Regions from separate parts of the Homo sapiens genome. Here region 1 is linked to region 2. The links are chromatin contacts, found by Hi-C or POLR2A ChIA-PET in ENCODE. All regions are on one chromosome and are shown on one strand. Each heading gives the region's core, a stretch centred on a gene start or an enhancer-like site at or near the end of the contact. The rest is flanking DNA. Distances are from core to core; before and after follow the strand shown. Region 1 overlaps PRKCE (protein kinase C epsilon). Region 2 overlaps PRKCE (protein kinase C epsilon).

The links. A loop is a pair of places that touch in the nucleus more often than their neighbours do. ChIA-PET counts read pairs that join two places held with the same protein, here RNA polymerase II (POLR2A). Pooled maps may share reads with other maps.
Region 1: a map of PC-3 shows a loop between it and region 2 (6-fold over the local background). The contact joins two enhancer-like sites. A Hi-C loop is called at or near these places in 5 of 168 maps with a recorded cell type or tissue (IMR-90, MCF 10A, PC-3 and 2 more) and 3 of 50 pooled maps. POLR2A ChIA-PET finds 5 or more read pairs at or near these places in 9 of 52 experiments (A549, GM12878, H1 and 6 more).

What each region holds. Positions count from the first base shown.
Region 1 is chr2:45,989,839-45,996,955 of GRCh38, reverse strand. All of the region lies in intron 6 of PRKCE (protein kinase C epsilon), which reads right to left. Among named protein-coding and RNA genes, the nearest start is that of EPAS1, 300 kb to the left of the region's middle. Within about 2 kb of position 4,600, at least 16 of the 41 ENCODE cell types and tissues checked have a DNase peak (open chromatin) inside an H3K27ac peak, as active enhancers do; they include PC-3, where a contact is called at or near this core.
Region 2 is chr2:45,941,319-45,948,449 of GRCh38, reverse strand. The region is part of intron 2 of PRKCE (protein kinase C epsilon); the gene reads right to left. Among named protein-coding and RNA genes, the nearest start is that of PRKCE-AS1, 270 kb to the right of the region's middle. Within about 2 kb of position 2,314, at least 2 of the 41 ENCODE cell types and tissues checked have a DNase peak (open chromatin) inside an H3K27ac peak, as active enhancers do; they include PC-3, where a contact is called at or near this core.

The sequences.
Region 1 (7,117 bases), core at 3,351-5,850, 46 kb before region 2:
AAAGCACTAGGCCCAAATGGTGAATTCTGCCAAACACTTAAGGAAGAAATTATATCAATTCTCTATAATATCTTCTAGAAGAAAGAAACAGACAGAATATATCCTAACTCATTTTAGGAGGCCACCATTACCATAATATCAAAGCAAAGATATTATAAAATCTACAGATCAATAACTTTTATGAATATGAATGCAAAAAATCTTCAACAACAATCAGCAAATTGAATCCAACAATTTATAAAGAGAATTACACACCATGACCAAGTAGGATTTATCCCAGGCAAGCAAGGCTGGTTCAACATTTGAAAAATCAACTAATGTAATCAATTGTTATCAATAGACTAAAGAGAGAAAAAAAATCAAATAATTCTAACAATAGATGTAGACAAAGCATTTGACAAAATCCAAACCTATTTATGATAAAATATCTCAGTAAACAAGGAACTGAAGAGAATTTCCTCAACTTAATAAAGAACATCAACAAAAACCCTACAGCCAATTTCATACTAAGATCAGGAACACAAAAAGGATGCTCCCTCTCACCACTCCTTTTCAACACTATACTGGAAGTTCTAACTAATGCAGTAAGACAAGAAAAAGAAATAAAAAGTATACTGATTGGAAAGGAAGAAATAAAACTATAAAACTATCTTTGTTTGTAGATGATATGATTGTCCATGTAGAAAATCCAAAAGAATCAACAAAAAACTCCTGGAACCAATAATGATTATAGCCAGATTGAAGAATACAAAGTTAATATACAAAAGTCAGTTGTTTTCCTATACACCAGCAATGAACAAATGGAATTTAAAAATAAAAACAATACCATCTATGTTATCATTCCCCCAAATGAAATATTTACATATAAATCTCACAAAATATGTACAAGATCTATATAAGTAGAACTACAAAACCGTTGTGAAAAAAATCAAGAACTAAATACATATAGAGATATACCGTATTCATGGATAGAAAGACTCAGTATTTGTCAAGATGTCTTTCCAAACTCGATCTATATATTCAACGCAACCTTAATCAAAATCCCAGCAAGTTATTTATGGATATCGACAAACTCATTCTAAAGTTTATATGGAGAGGCAAAAGACCCAGGCAAAAGACCCAAGCAAAAGGCTAACACAATATTGAAGAAAAAGAACGAAGTCAGAAGACTGACACTACCCAATTTCAAGACTTACTATAAAGCTGAAGTAATCAAGACAATGTGGAATTGGCAAAACATCAATGGAACAGACAAATAGATCAATGGAACAGAACAGACAGCCCAGAGCAGACCCGCACAAATACAGCCAACTGATCTTTGACAAAGAAGCAAAGGCAATAAAATGGAGCAAAGACAGTTTTCAACAAATGGTGCTAGAAAAACTAGACATGCAAAACAGTGAATCTAGACACAAACCTTACGATCTTCACAAAAATGAATCCAAAATGGACTGTAGACCTAAATGTAAAAGGCAAAACTATGAAACTCCTTGAAGATAATATAGAAGAAAATATAGGTAACCTTGGCTACACAGATAACTTTCTTGATGCAACACCATGATGCATGGACATGATCCATGAAAAAAAGAGCTGATAAGCTGAACTTCATTAAAATAAAAAACTTTTGCTCTGTCCCCCACCTCCCCAAACTAAAACAAACAAACAAACAAACAAAAAACAAACAAAACCAAACCACACACTGCCAATAGAATAAAAAGACAAGTAACAGACTGGGAGAAAGTATTTACAAAAGACATATATGATAATATATGCCTATATTATCCAATATAGGCAACAAACTCTTAAACTTAACAATAACAAAATGAATAACCCAATGGGCAAAAGACTTGAGCATACACCTCGCCAAAGAAGATATTCAGATGGTAAATAAGCATAGGAGAAGATGCTCCACTTCATGTGTCATTAGGAAATTACAAATTAAAACAATGAGATACCACTACACACCTATTAAAATGGCCAAAATACAAGGAGGTAACTGATAACACCCAATGCCATTCAGGATATGAAGCAACAGGAACTTTTTATTCATTGCTGGTAGGAATGCATAGTGGTCCAGCCACTTTGAGAGACAGTTTGGCAGTTTCTTACAAAACTAAATATACCATTACCATAAGATCCAGCAATTACACTACTGATATTTACCCAAATGAGGTGAAGAGTTATGTTCATATAAAAACCCGCACATGGATGTTTATAGCAGTTGTATTCATAATTGCCAAAACTTGAAAGCAAGCAAAATGTCCTTTAGTAGGTGAACGGATAAACTATGGTATATCCAGACACTGAAATATTATCCAGCCTTAAAAAGAAGTGAGTTAGCAACTGTGAAAAGACATAGCAGAACATTAAATGCATATTGCTAAGTGAAAGGTGCCAATCTCAAAAGGCTATCCCCTGTATCATTCCAACTATAGGACATTCTGGAAAAGGTAAAACTATGAAAATGGTAAAAAGTTTAGTGGTTACCAGGGGTTAGGAGAGAGGGAGGGATGAAGAAGCAGAACACAGAGGATTTTTAGTGCAGTAAAACTATTCTGTAAGATACTATAATGGTAGATTCATGTCATTATACATTTGTCCAAAATCATGGAAATGTACACCACCAAGAGTGAGCCCTAATGTAAACTATGGACTTTGATGATGATGTGTCAATGAAGGTTCACTGACCGTTAACAAATATACCACTCCGTTGCAGAATGCTGATGGTGAGGGAGGCCGTGCATGTGTGGAGGCAGAAGGTTTGTGGAAAATCTTTATACCTTTGACCTATTTTGTTGTGAACCTAAAACTACTCTAAAAAGTAAAGTCTACTAAAAATGTTTAAAAACCAAAACTGTTCCTGGAGTGAAGCCAGGCAGGATAAGCAGCCAGATCTCCGTAATGCTCTACATAACCTGGTCACCTGTCTGGAGAGAGCCCCCCCAGACCAGCCTGGACAGTTCAACTGAGCTACTGAACCCAAGATGCCCATTGGGCTAAAGGTGGGGGTGGGGTGAGGTGGTGGCAGGGTGGCTTTCTCAGGACAAAAACAAACAAGAAAACTCCAGCGCAGCCAGGCCATGGCACCGACTTGACTAATGGAGTTATCACTAATAACTCTGATCCGCGGGCTGATCAGAGACCAGGCAACAGCACTGTGCCCAGAATTCTGTCCCCACTACCCTGCCTCATTGCATCAGCTGCCCTTTGATGCTCATTCACCACACCTGCTCCACCCACCAAACCCATGAAAGCTGTCTTCTGCCTCTCTGTGAAGTGACGGAAAAGAGAATAAAAGAGCCAAGTTGAGAATTTCTTGAGAAGGGCAACTAACTTGTCTACATAACTTGACCACTAGCTCCCTCTGGTGTTGAAATGCCAGACCTGTCTGTCCTGACAAAACAACTTGGGCTGGCAGGTCGGCAAAGGGGGTATCTTTTTTTGGTTTTGGTTTTGAGGACTTTGCCTTTTATTTTTAAAAAGTCTGCTATTTCCCCTGAGTTATGTACTCATCTTAATATGTAAAAAAAATCTCAATCACACATCAGTTAGCATGCACGATGTGAGATAGTGACTTTGAAAGTGCTTTGAAAAGTCTGGAAATGCCAGGGCAAAGTGGTGAGGAAGGGGAGCTCCAGTTACTCTGGGCAGCCATAACGGGAGCAAGATGGGCTCCTGGAGGCTGCAGGTGTCACTGGGAGGCCACAGACCAGCAAAGGACAGTGGGCGTCCCTGTTGGAACCAAAAGAAACCTGAGATGCATTTGCATTAATGTGGCCAAATGAACCACCCACCCCCACCCCTCACAACACTACTGGGGAGCACCAAGGCCAAAGGCCGTGAGCCCCTGCTGCCAATCCACTCCCAGCCCTAGGCTGCCCTTTAAGGCTTCTCTTTCCAGAATGCCTCTCAGTGCTCACTTTCACTGGTTTCATTTGGATAAAGTTGTACCGGGAAGAAATAGATCTGCTTTGCCAGGGGCTCTTACAAAAAGAGAAGCGCTCTTCTACTACTACCCAGCTATTCACCACACATTTGTTGAGGACCTACTATGTGCTGGGTGGTGCAGCAGCAGCAGTGTTGTCTGGGGACACACTGGGGTTCAGGCACTCTGACTTTCACCTTCTATCACACATCCTACCGTCATTTGGAGAGACTTGGTTTCCATGTTTCCACCCTTTTTATAGCTGAGATTGAAGCAAAAGGCAGGCCAGGCTCCTGGGAATTCCTCCAAAGCAAGCAGACAACCTTCTGGGAATGGTGACAGAGCCACTCCTAAGGAGGGGCCCAGGCCCATGTATGCTGCAGGAATTTCTTTATGTTGGGGTAATTTGGCCCTTGAGGGTGAGCCAGGGCAATGGTTTGATTTCATAACAGGTTCCAGTCATGCCAAGCTCAGAGACAGAGAGCAAATATTTGCAAATGGGAAATTGTGTGCTTGTGCAATGGAAGTTGGCAGGGGTGTGAGAGTGAACGACCGCAAAGTCGTTCACGCAGAATGAGGAGAAAGGAGGTAAGAGGGATGCCCCCCTGGGGTCATGCTGGGCCAAATGTCATCACCAGAAAGAGATTTTGGAGTCCTGATCACACCAGAACCGTGACTCAGAGCTTTCCGGGGACCACGATCGGCCGCTTGTCTGCTACCCAGCATTCCTCAGATCAAAGCTCAGACTGAATTTTCAGCCAATCTGCCACGTGTACAGGGGACATTCTCATGGTCCCCAGGCATTGTGGATGTTACTGCAAAGGATTCTGAGTCAACCAAAGCACTCCTGTGGCATTCTTTCTCCCTACACCCCTTTCCAGGCCCTCTCTTGCCTGTAAATTGCTCACACTTATTTCTGACTCAATGCCTGAATTATCGCCTATGATTTCACTTATTATGTTCAATGACCAAGCACAGTGCAAGTTTCTAGAGAACTAAAGTAATGTTTTATCTCCAGGTTCACCACGACGCCTTGCACAAATCAGGACAACATGCTTTTCAGTTATTCTAACTCTACGGAAAGTAGTAGTACTACAGTGGCATAAATGACACCTCTCAGACCAGACCCAATAGATAACAGGGAACTAGAATCCCAAGCTCACCATGCAAGCCACACAAATTAAACGTCAATGAAAAGGAAGGTAAAGCAGTCCATTAACATGGCTTGACTTTAAAGCAAACAAGTAAAAGTGCCCTTATGTAATTCCCTCCTTGTATAATTCAACCACAAAAAGACAAGGGTTTAAAGTGATTGTTTGATTTCTGTGGGCCTTTCTTTCATAATTATTCACACATATGCATGAAAAGGTATGTATGAGGATGTCTGTGACAGCATAAATTAAAATGGCGACAACACACAAACCAGTAAACATCCATCAAGAGGGCAACATTTTAAACAATCTACGGAACATCCACAATGTGGACTCTTTCTAGTAAGTAAAGTAGATGTCTGTACACTGCCTTGGAAATACTCCAAGACATACTGTAGAAAAGCAAATTATATAACTATGCACGGAGGATTGAATTAACAAATATTTATTGGATGTCAGTGTGCAGGCACTGTTCTAGATGCTGGGTAAACAGAGAATAAAACAGACAAAAAAAAATCTCTGTCCTCATGGACCTTGTATTTGGATTGGGAGAGACAGAAATTAACATTATAAGGTCTGGCGTGGTGGCTCATGCCTGTAATCCCAGCACGTTGGGAGGCTGAGGTAGGTGGATCACTTGAGGTTGGGAGCTAAAGACCACCCTGGCCAACATGATGAAACCCCATCTCTACTAAAAATGTAAAAATTTGCCGGGCGTGGTGGCAGGTGCCTGTAATCCCAGCTACTTGGGAGGCTGAGGCAGGAAGATCACTTGAACCCAGGAGGCAGAGGTTGCAGTGAGCTGAGATTGCACCGCTGCACTCCAGCCTGGGTGACAAAGTGAGACTCTGTCAAAAAAAAAAAAGAAGAAAGAAAGAAAGGAAGAAAGAAAGAAACTAACATTATACAAGTAATTTAGACTGGGTGCAGTGGCTCACACCTGTAATCCCAGCACTTTGGGAGGCTGAGGAGGACGGATCACTTGAGGTCAGGAGTTTGAGACCAGCCTGGCCAACATGGTGAAACCCTGTCTCTATTAAAAATACAAAAATTAGCCTAGTGTGGTGGCATGCACCTATAGTCCCAGCTACTCCAGAGGCTGAGGCAGGAGAATTGCTTGAACCTGGGAGGTGAAAGTTGCAGTGAGCTGAGAGCCGAGATCATGTCACTGCACTCCAGCCTGGGCAACAGAGCGAGACTCCATCTCAAAAAAAAAAAAAAGAAAGTAATTTAGAATATTAGAAGATGATAAGTGCTATGTTAGAAAAAAAAGCAGAGGAAGTAAGAGACGAGAGACAAGAGCTTGAGAGCTACCCAGTGGTCAGGGTAGACCCCATAGACAAGACGATTGCATTTGTGAGGAGGCGAAGGGGATGTGGATGGGGAGGTGCAGGTGTGCCAGGCAGCCCCTAAGCTGCCTCCTGATTGCCCCTGCCTCATAGTGTTCATGCTTTTATGTAACTCCCTCCCTTGGAGAGGACTGGACGTAGTGATTCTCTTCTAATGAACAGAAAACATCAAAAGCGATAAGATGTCCCATTGCCTCGTGTCTGGGGCATCTTTTCTCACTTTCTTGTTTGCATTGAAGGAAGCCAGTCACTGTGTGGAGAGGCCCATACGGCAGAGAACTGATGTTTCTGGTCAGTGGCCATGTGGGCGAGCTTGGAAGTGGATCCTCTTCCAGTTGAGTTTTCAGATGAGACAACAGCCCCAGCTCTCAGCTTGACTGAAACCTCATGAGAGTCAGATGCACCCAGCTAAGCTCCATCCAGATTTCTGACCAGCGGAAACTCTGAGAAAATAAGTATTGGTTGTTTTACACCACTATGTCCTGGGGTCATTTGTTATGTAGCAATAGACTCTAACGCAGTGTGTGTGAGTATCCGTGCAGCAAAGGCACACAAAAAGAGGACATTTTTAGAAGTAAGAGGACCCATAGCACATTTTTAGAAGTCTGAGGATGAAAGTGGAAAGAGAATATAAAGAAAGCCTTTAATATTTTTAATATATATCTAACTTCAGTCTTGCTTGGATCTTTGAC
Region 2 (7,131 bases), core at 1,065-3,564:
CAGGCTGCTCTTGAACTCCTGCCCTCAAGCGATCATCCCACCTTGGCCTCCCCAAGTACTAGGATTACAGGCATGAGCCACTGCACGCAGCCCGAATACAAAATTTTTATATTTGCTAACTATGGTTTATTAGGTTGTCACTAAATCATTCTTGCTTTTTCATCTATATTGGAAATATTTCCAATGTTTTTAAAGGCTCTGTATGTCTATGTGCCAATGAGCATTTGTTTTATTTTGCATGTGCCACGTTATGGGTATAGCAAGGAGACTTAACCCCAGTGCATTGAATTTGAAGATGTAACATGAACACTAATAAGTGATTGTTCTGCACAGTACAACTTTGAAACAGATGCAATTCACAAATTGTTCTCCAGTTATCAGCCAGTGCCTACCACTTAGATATAAGACATTCACGTAGGTGAGCAATGCCTGAACATGGTCTAGGATGGGGTGGCAGGTCAGTCTTATTACTGTACAAAAACAACACTGCGGACTTCACATATACGTAGTTCTCTAACTTCCTCCTGTTTCTCGTCATTTTTACAACTCCAAACTTTATTAAGTACAATAGGTTATAAAAGAAATATACACTTTAGAGCAAGAAATTTTGACTCGATAGTCCCACTTCAAAGAAAATCCTAAAGAAACGTTTTAATTCTACAGAAATGCTGTTTGTAGTAACAACCATCACCACAAGAAGTCTGGAAGCCTAAGTGCCTATCAATTGGAAAATAATTAAGCAAAATATCAAACTGACAGAATTATAAGGACTATAGACAACTGAAAACAGCACACTGTGACTGTAACCACACAAAAAGATGTCTCCAAGCTGCCAAAGATCAGATGATGATATGCAAAAGTTCAAATAGCTGTGTTAGTATTGTTATTAGGTTATTTTAGTATTATTTTATTTTAATATTGTTATTTTAGTTTGCATAATTTGTCTTAAGTAACAGTTTGAGATATAATTCACATACTATACAATTCACCTGTTGAAAGTATACCATCACTGGTTTTGTATATATTCTGTCATGTAATCATCCCTACAGTCAATTTTAGAACATTTTCATCCCCCGCAAACAGAAGTTCCACACCCTTTACCAGGCATCCCTCATTCACGCCTGCCTCTCTCCCCCACCCCCTGGCTCCTGGCAATCACTAATTTACTTTATCTCTATGGATGTTCCTATTTTGGACATATCACAAATAGAATCATACAATATGTGGTCTTTTGCAACTGGCATCTTTCACTCAGCATAGTGATTAAGGTTCATCCATATTGTAGCATGTCTCAGACTTCATTTCTTTTTTATTTCTGAATAACATTCGATTGCACAGATATACCACACTTTAGGTGGTACTGTTTTGCAATAACAATAAACACACCAGGTGATGGAGAGAGGTTGAGAGAGTTTTCTGTCTAGCCTATTCTGATGTGAATTCCTTTAGAGGGTGCTGAAAGATGAGAAGCTGAATATCTCATAGAGTCTAGGTCTACTGGGTTTGCTGACATCAGTCAGCAGTTCTTGGAGCTCCTGGCTGTGGCAAGCCCACCCAAGGAGACTTTACATATGCACAGTTAATAGGAGTTGACCCCTCTAAGGCGGAGTGATAGCTAAGGCTTGCACTGGTGCAGCATCCTGAACTGTTCCAGAACATGGTCACACCCATGTTTATTGATACTTTCTTTCCACCAAAATCCCATGGGGCAGGCAGGGGAGCTATTAACCCAGCATGTCATATTGGTACCTTTATCACAACCTGGTTCCTCTGGCTTTTAATTCACCTCCTCCTCCATGGAACTCCACCAAAAACTTCCTATAACTGGCTATTTCCCAGAGCACCAGCATGGATTTCACCAAGATTAGAGGCAATGAGCTGGCAGGGGGATTCTCACCATCGTTGACCTTGTTTGAACAAGAGCTGGAAGGCTGATGTCTTTGGGATTAGACAGTTCTGTTTTCTAGGCCTTTGCATTCTCTCCCATCAAATAGACAGATGTTTCCATTGTACCTGCTTCCCCTGTAAGCCCTGGGAAGAGCTGAGCCAGCACATCCCAAGGTTCTGACTTGGGTCATTTATAAACCGTATCATAAATTTTAAATGGAAAGTAGATTCAAGTGAAGAGAGCCAGAAAAAAAATGGAAAAGCAAATAGGCCAAATGGCCTCACTGCACTGTTAGTCATAGATGACCGGGCATAACTCACAAACCACCACAATCTTATCAAGAGTCCTGTGGTCTCAGAACCCAGTTGTGGGCAGGGATTTAAGGGATGCAGGGCTCCTCCTCATTCCTTTACAAAGTGGTTCTGCAAACTCTGGCCACCTTGGTTGGTATCTGGCCAACATCCTACGCCCTGGGAGGGCATGTGCCACATTCATAACCAATCCTGTCCAGAGCTATTAACAGTAGCCCTAGTCATTAATGAACACAAAACAACTTGTACATGCAGAGCACTGCACTGAATCCACCCCATTTTTTGGTTTATCATCACTACCATTCAACCATGGCTTCACACATAGGGATAAGTGGCCATTCATGTGGTGTCTTTTAAGGAGATAGAGAAGTCCTTCAAATGGTCTTCCCCCATCAGTACAGGACATTCCACCATTAACAAGTCATTCTTTTCTGTCAAGGGGTTGTATAAAGACAGACAGCCCTGGCTTTGCCAGATGCCTGTGTTCTAATCTGGCCCCCCACCAGTGGAGCACAGTTATGCAGCATCTCTTTAAAACTTCTCTGAGGAAGGGGTAATAAGAGTACCTGCCTTGCAGGGGACTGTGAGGGTTGAACGTGATAGCTCATGGAAAGCACTTAGTATGGTGCCTGGTACATAGCATGTGCTCAACCAGTGACGGCTGTGGTTGTGGTGTAGCCTGGCTGATATAGTTTCGACGTTTGTCCTCTCCAAATCTGATGTTGAAGTGTAATCCCCAATGTTGGAGGTGGGACCTGGTGGGAGGTGTTTGAGTCACAGGGCGGATCCCTCATGAATGGCTTGGGGCTGTCCTGATAACAAGAGTTCTTACTCTGAGTTCACATGAGATCCAGTTGTTTGACAGAGTATGACACCTCCCCGCTCTTGCTTCAGCTCTCGCCATGTGACATGCTGGCTTCCCCTTCACCGTCTGCCATGATCGTAAGCTTCCTGAGGCCCTCACCAGAAGCCAAGCAGATGTTGGTGCCATGCTTGTACAGCCTGCAGAACTGTGAGCCAATTAAACCTCTTTTCTTTATAAATTACCCGGCCTCAATAATTCCTTTATAGCAAGGCAAGAATGGACTCACACAGCAGCCTTCCCCAGGTGTTCCTCTGAAACTGAAATCCTCACAGAACACATCTTACTCTTAATGCATTGGTGTGGCCATCGTTTCCCTGCCTAATGCGAGAAAGTTTTGGCAATGGAAGGCTCAGGAAGGGGGGAAGTTGAAAGAGGAACAAGAAGTGGAAGAAGCATTACTGGAAAGGAAAAGGGCAGGGATAGGGAAGGCTGAGGGCACAAAAACAGGTGTCCCCACTCTACCTAGGGCCACCTCTGTATCCATTTGCAAAATGGTTTCAAAGGGAATCCGCCAACCTAAATGTCCAAAGATTTATAAGTGAAGTCACTTGAGGTTTTTGTGTTTTTGTTTTTAAATTGAGGATTGCCCAGCACAGTGGCTCATGCCTGTAATCCCAGCACTTTGGGAGGCCAAGGTGGATGGATCGCTTGAGCCCAGGACTTCGAGACTAGCCTAGGCAACATGGCAAAATCCTGTCTCTACAAAAAAAAAAAAAAAAAAAAAAAAAAATTAGCCGGGTATGGTGGCACGCACCTGTAGTCCCGGCTACTTGGGAGACTGAGGCGGGAGTATCATTCGAGCCTGGGAGGCTGCGGTTGCAGTGAGCTGAGATCACATCACTGTACTCCAGCCTGGGCGACAGAGCAAGACCCTGTCTCAAAAAACTAAATACATAAAAATAAATTGAGGACGAATTTACATAAAGTAAAACGTACAGATCTTAAGTTTACGAGTCAATAAGTTTTGAAAACTGTATACCAGCATAGCCATCACTCCAGTCTGAGCTGTGCCTTAGATACTATACTGGCTCAACAGCATTTCCTGTAGAGCTCATGCATAAGGAATGCCTGCTGCTGGAGAGACGCTGAGGCTTTTCCTACAGCCCTGGAACCCTGAGGCACCCCACAATATGGGGAACAAAAGGAGCATCAAAAAGTCCGAATGGAGCAAATGGACAGCAGTCAAAGCAGAATGGAGGGAAGAAATGAGTCACCAACGAAGTGATTCGGGCCTAAAAGGCTTTGGGATCAATGAATCTAGTCAAGAATATGCATAGAATGGCCCTGCAGGGTTGCCAACATGGTTGAGTCCTGGAATAGATTCATAATACCTATATTCTTTCCACATCTGACTCAGCCATCGCCCCCACCATCTATCTGCCTTTGAACGAATCACATCACAGCTCAATGCCTCAGTTTCCAAAACTGTAAAACCACGTGAGTGGACCAAACACTCTGTGCCTTTTCTAGCTTGAACAACTTAAACAATCCTGCGTTGATGATCTAGACTGGGCAGTTTCACTGCGCGGTCACTCCAAATTCACCTTTGTTTACTTAACACAGACACAGCCTCCCCTGCTGCTGTCTGGTGCATTCTGCAAACTGGGAACTCTCCTGACAAAGGGGACCCAGAAAGCAGGAGAGGAGGCTTGGTTTCTGCTAAGACGTGTAACTTAGCTGACATTTGTTATATCCTGGCGTCTGGTGAGAACTTTATATTCTGTGTCCTCCTCAAAGGCCTCTGAGACAGTGGAACTGGAAAACATTTAAGACAGAAAAAAAAAGGCTCTGGAAAGAAGGAATTCTGGCATGTTTCTGGCATGTGTAACCTCAACCATTTTGAGTCTTTGTGGGAGAAAAATAGTTAATCTTGTAAAACTAAATTACAACTAACCTGCAAGATCAAGTCCAAATGTTAGCGCCCCCTGGCAGACCTTCCTAAGCCCCGGCTAGAGGGGCTCACAGTGAGTTCCGTGGCCCTCTGCCCTATCCCTCTTTTGGCAGATGTACTCTGAGCTATAGGACCCACGTGCAACTCCTATGTGCTGGCTTAGACGCTATGGTTCTAAACTTTCATAGACTGGGTAACTGCTTTGCACATGATGACTGCGAAATCATTTTTTAAATAAAGGAATAAATGAATGTTAGTCTGCTTTGGAGTATATTTAATTGTGTCCTTTAACAAAGGAATTTCTTTTCTACAATATTCAAAAGCAGAAAATTACCTAAAATGAGCTCTTAAAGCCTCCTGAATCTTCACAGCTGAATCCTAGCGCCGAGATACAATCATCCTCTTTGGCTAAAATGATTCATCAATTTACAAAATGCCATAAAAGTAGAAATATTATGTGAAATAAATGGGAATTATGATCACATGTATTTGTGCAACACTTCTAAAGTATATTAAGAACAGCAGCAGCTAACTTCTGGGGAGTGGAGAATAAGAGGTTGGGGGGACAACTTTTCTTTTATACTTTTAAAGCACTGTTACTGTTAAATGTTTTACTGTAAGCATATTTCCACTGATGTTTAATTAAAAATGAAGTTTACAGAAAATTTTGATATATATACTCATTTAGTTACATGTGTACTATAATAAACATAATGCATTATAATTCATTTTATTGTTGAAAAAAACTGAATCTCAAGAAGATTAAGTGACTTTTTCCAAGAGTTAATCGCAGAATCATAAAACAAAGCGTGCTTACACAACAAAGCACAGGAAAGAGAGGAATTTGTATTCCATTCGTGTTCTAATCCTTCCTGCGGGGACCTCGTCATTAGACCAACAGTAATTTACTGAGTGCACACCCTACGCCATCCCCTGCTGTTCCCCTCATGAGAGCCACAGGGACCTTTCACATCACAACGGCTGCACGTTCCTCATATATGACATGTCACACATAATATGACAACATTAATTATAATAACATTTACAAGAGACTTGCTCTTTTATATCCTCTCAATGGATTTCAGGGAGGAACATACTGCCTATATGATTTTTTTCTCACTTGCACAATTTGGAAGTCATCAGCCACATGATGTCATTCTCCTAACCCACATGTAAACTTTGAGGCATTTCAGGGTGCACCCAGATAAGCATTGTCTTTGGCCAGAAACGCTTCTCTAATTGGTGTTTTTGGACCTTAACTAGCACAACGATTCAGCCTGTCAACATGTAACAGGTAGAATTAGAATCAATGTCTTATAGCAACTGCCTCAGATCAACATGAGACGTAAATGTTTCAAAGCCTGGCTCCCATACATCTCTAAGCAAGAGTGCTCACATTCCATGGACCATGCCAGAGGTGCCGTACTTCAAACTAACAAATTCATAACAGCAATTAGGTTTGGTTTCTAAGCATGTGCTTTGACAGCTCTTTGAAAGATGGAGCCAACTCAGAAAAAAACTTCAGCTACCTGCAGCAGCCTCTTGCTTGATTCTCCTGTTTTAATCAGGGTAGAAGAGGTAAAACTCTCCTCCAGCTAGTGTATTTTATCCCAATAAAGAACCTCCCCCTCCCCCATAATTAATGAATCTATGACCTCCTAGACAGAACTAGCCAGGGAAGGCTGTCATGTAATCAGACCACTCTGGGACTCCAGTGGACCGTAGAGGTTATCTAGGCCCTAACTTCAAGTCCCTCCCAGGCTCTTCCAGTGCATGCTTGAATTGCTCAGTGACCCAGGCACCACTCAATTTACAAAAAGCATCTTTAGCTCAGCAGGTCCTCAGTCCCTCAACAGATGGAATTGTGCTGACTGAATCTCCCCTCCCCTTTGTTAATTCAACTGCCCATTCTTCAAGGTTCCGTTGAAGTTCTGTGTCTTCCTCAAAGCCCACCCCTTCACGGCCCTGCTTTCTCTGAGCTGCAGAGTCTAACGCTTTATAAACATCCGTCCGTGCCTGGTTTGATGTAGGTCTGTATGATCTCCCATTCCAAAGAGTAATAAGTTTCTTAAGGCTGGAGGCCACGTCTTTTCCTCTCACCTGCCCTCAGATCACCTAATCTATAGATGAATATACCAATGATGTCCATCCAATATTTGTTGAACATGCAGAAAAT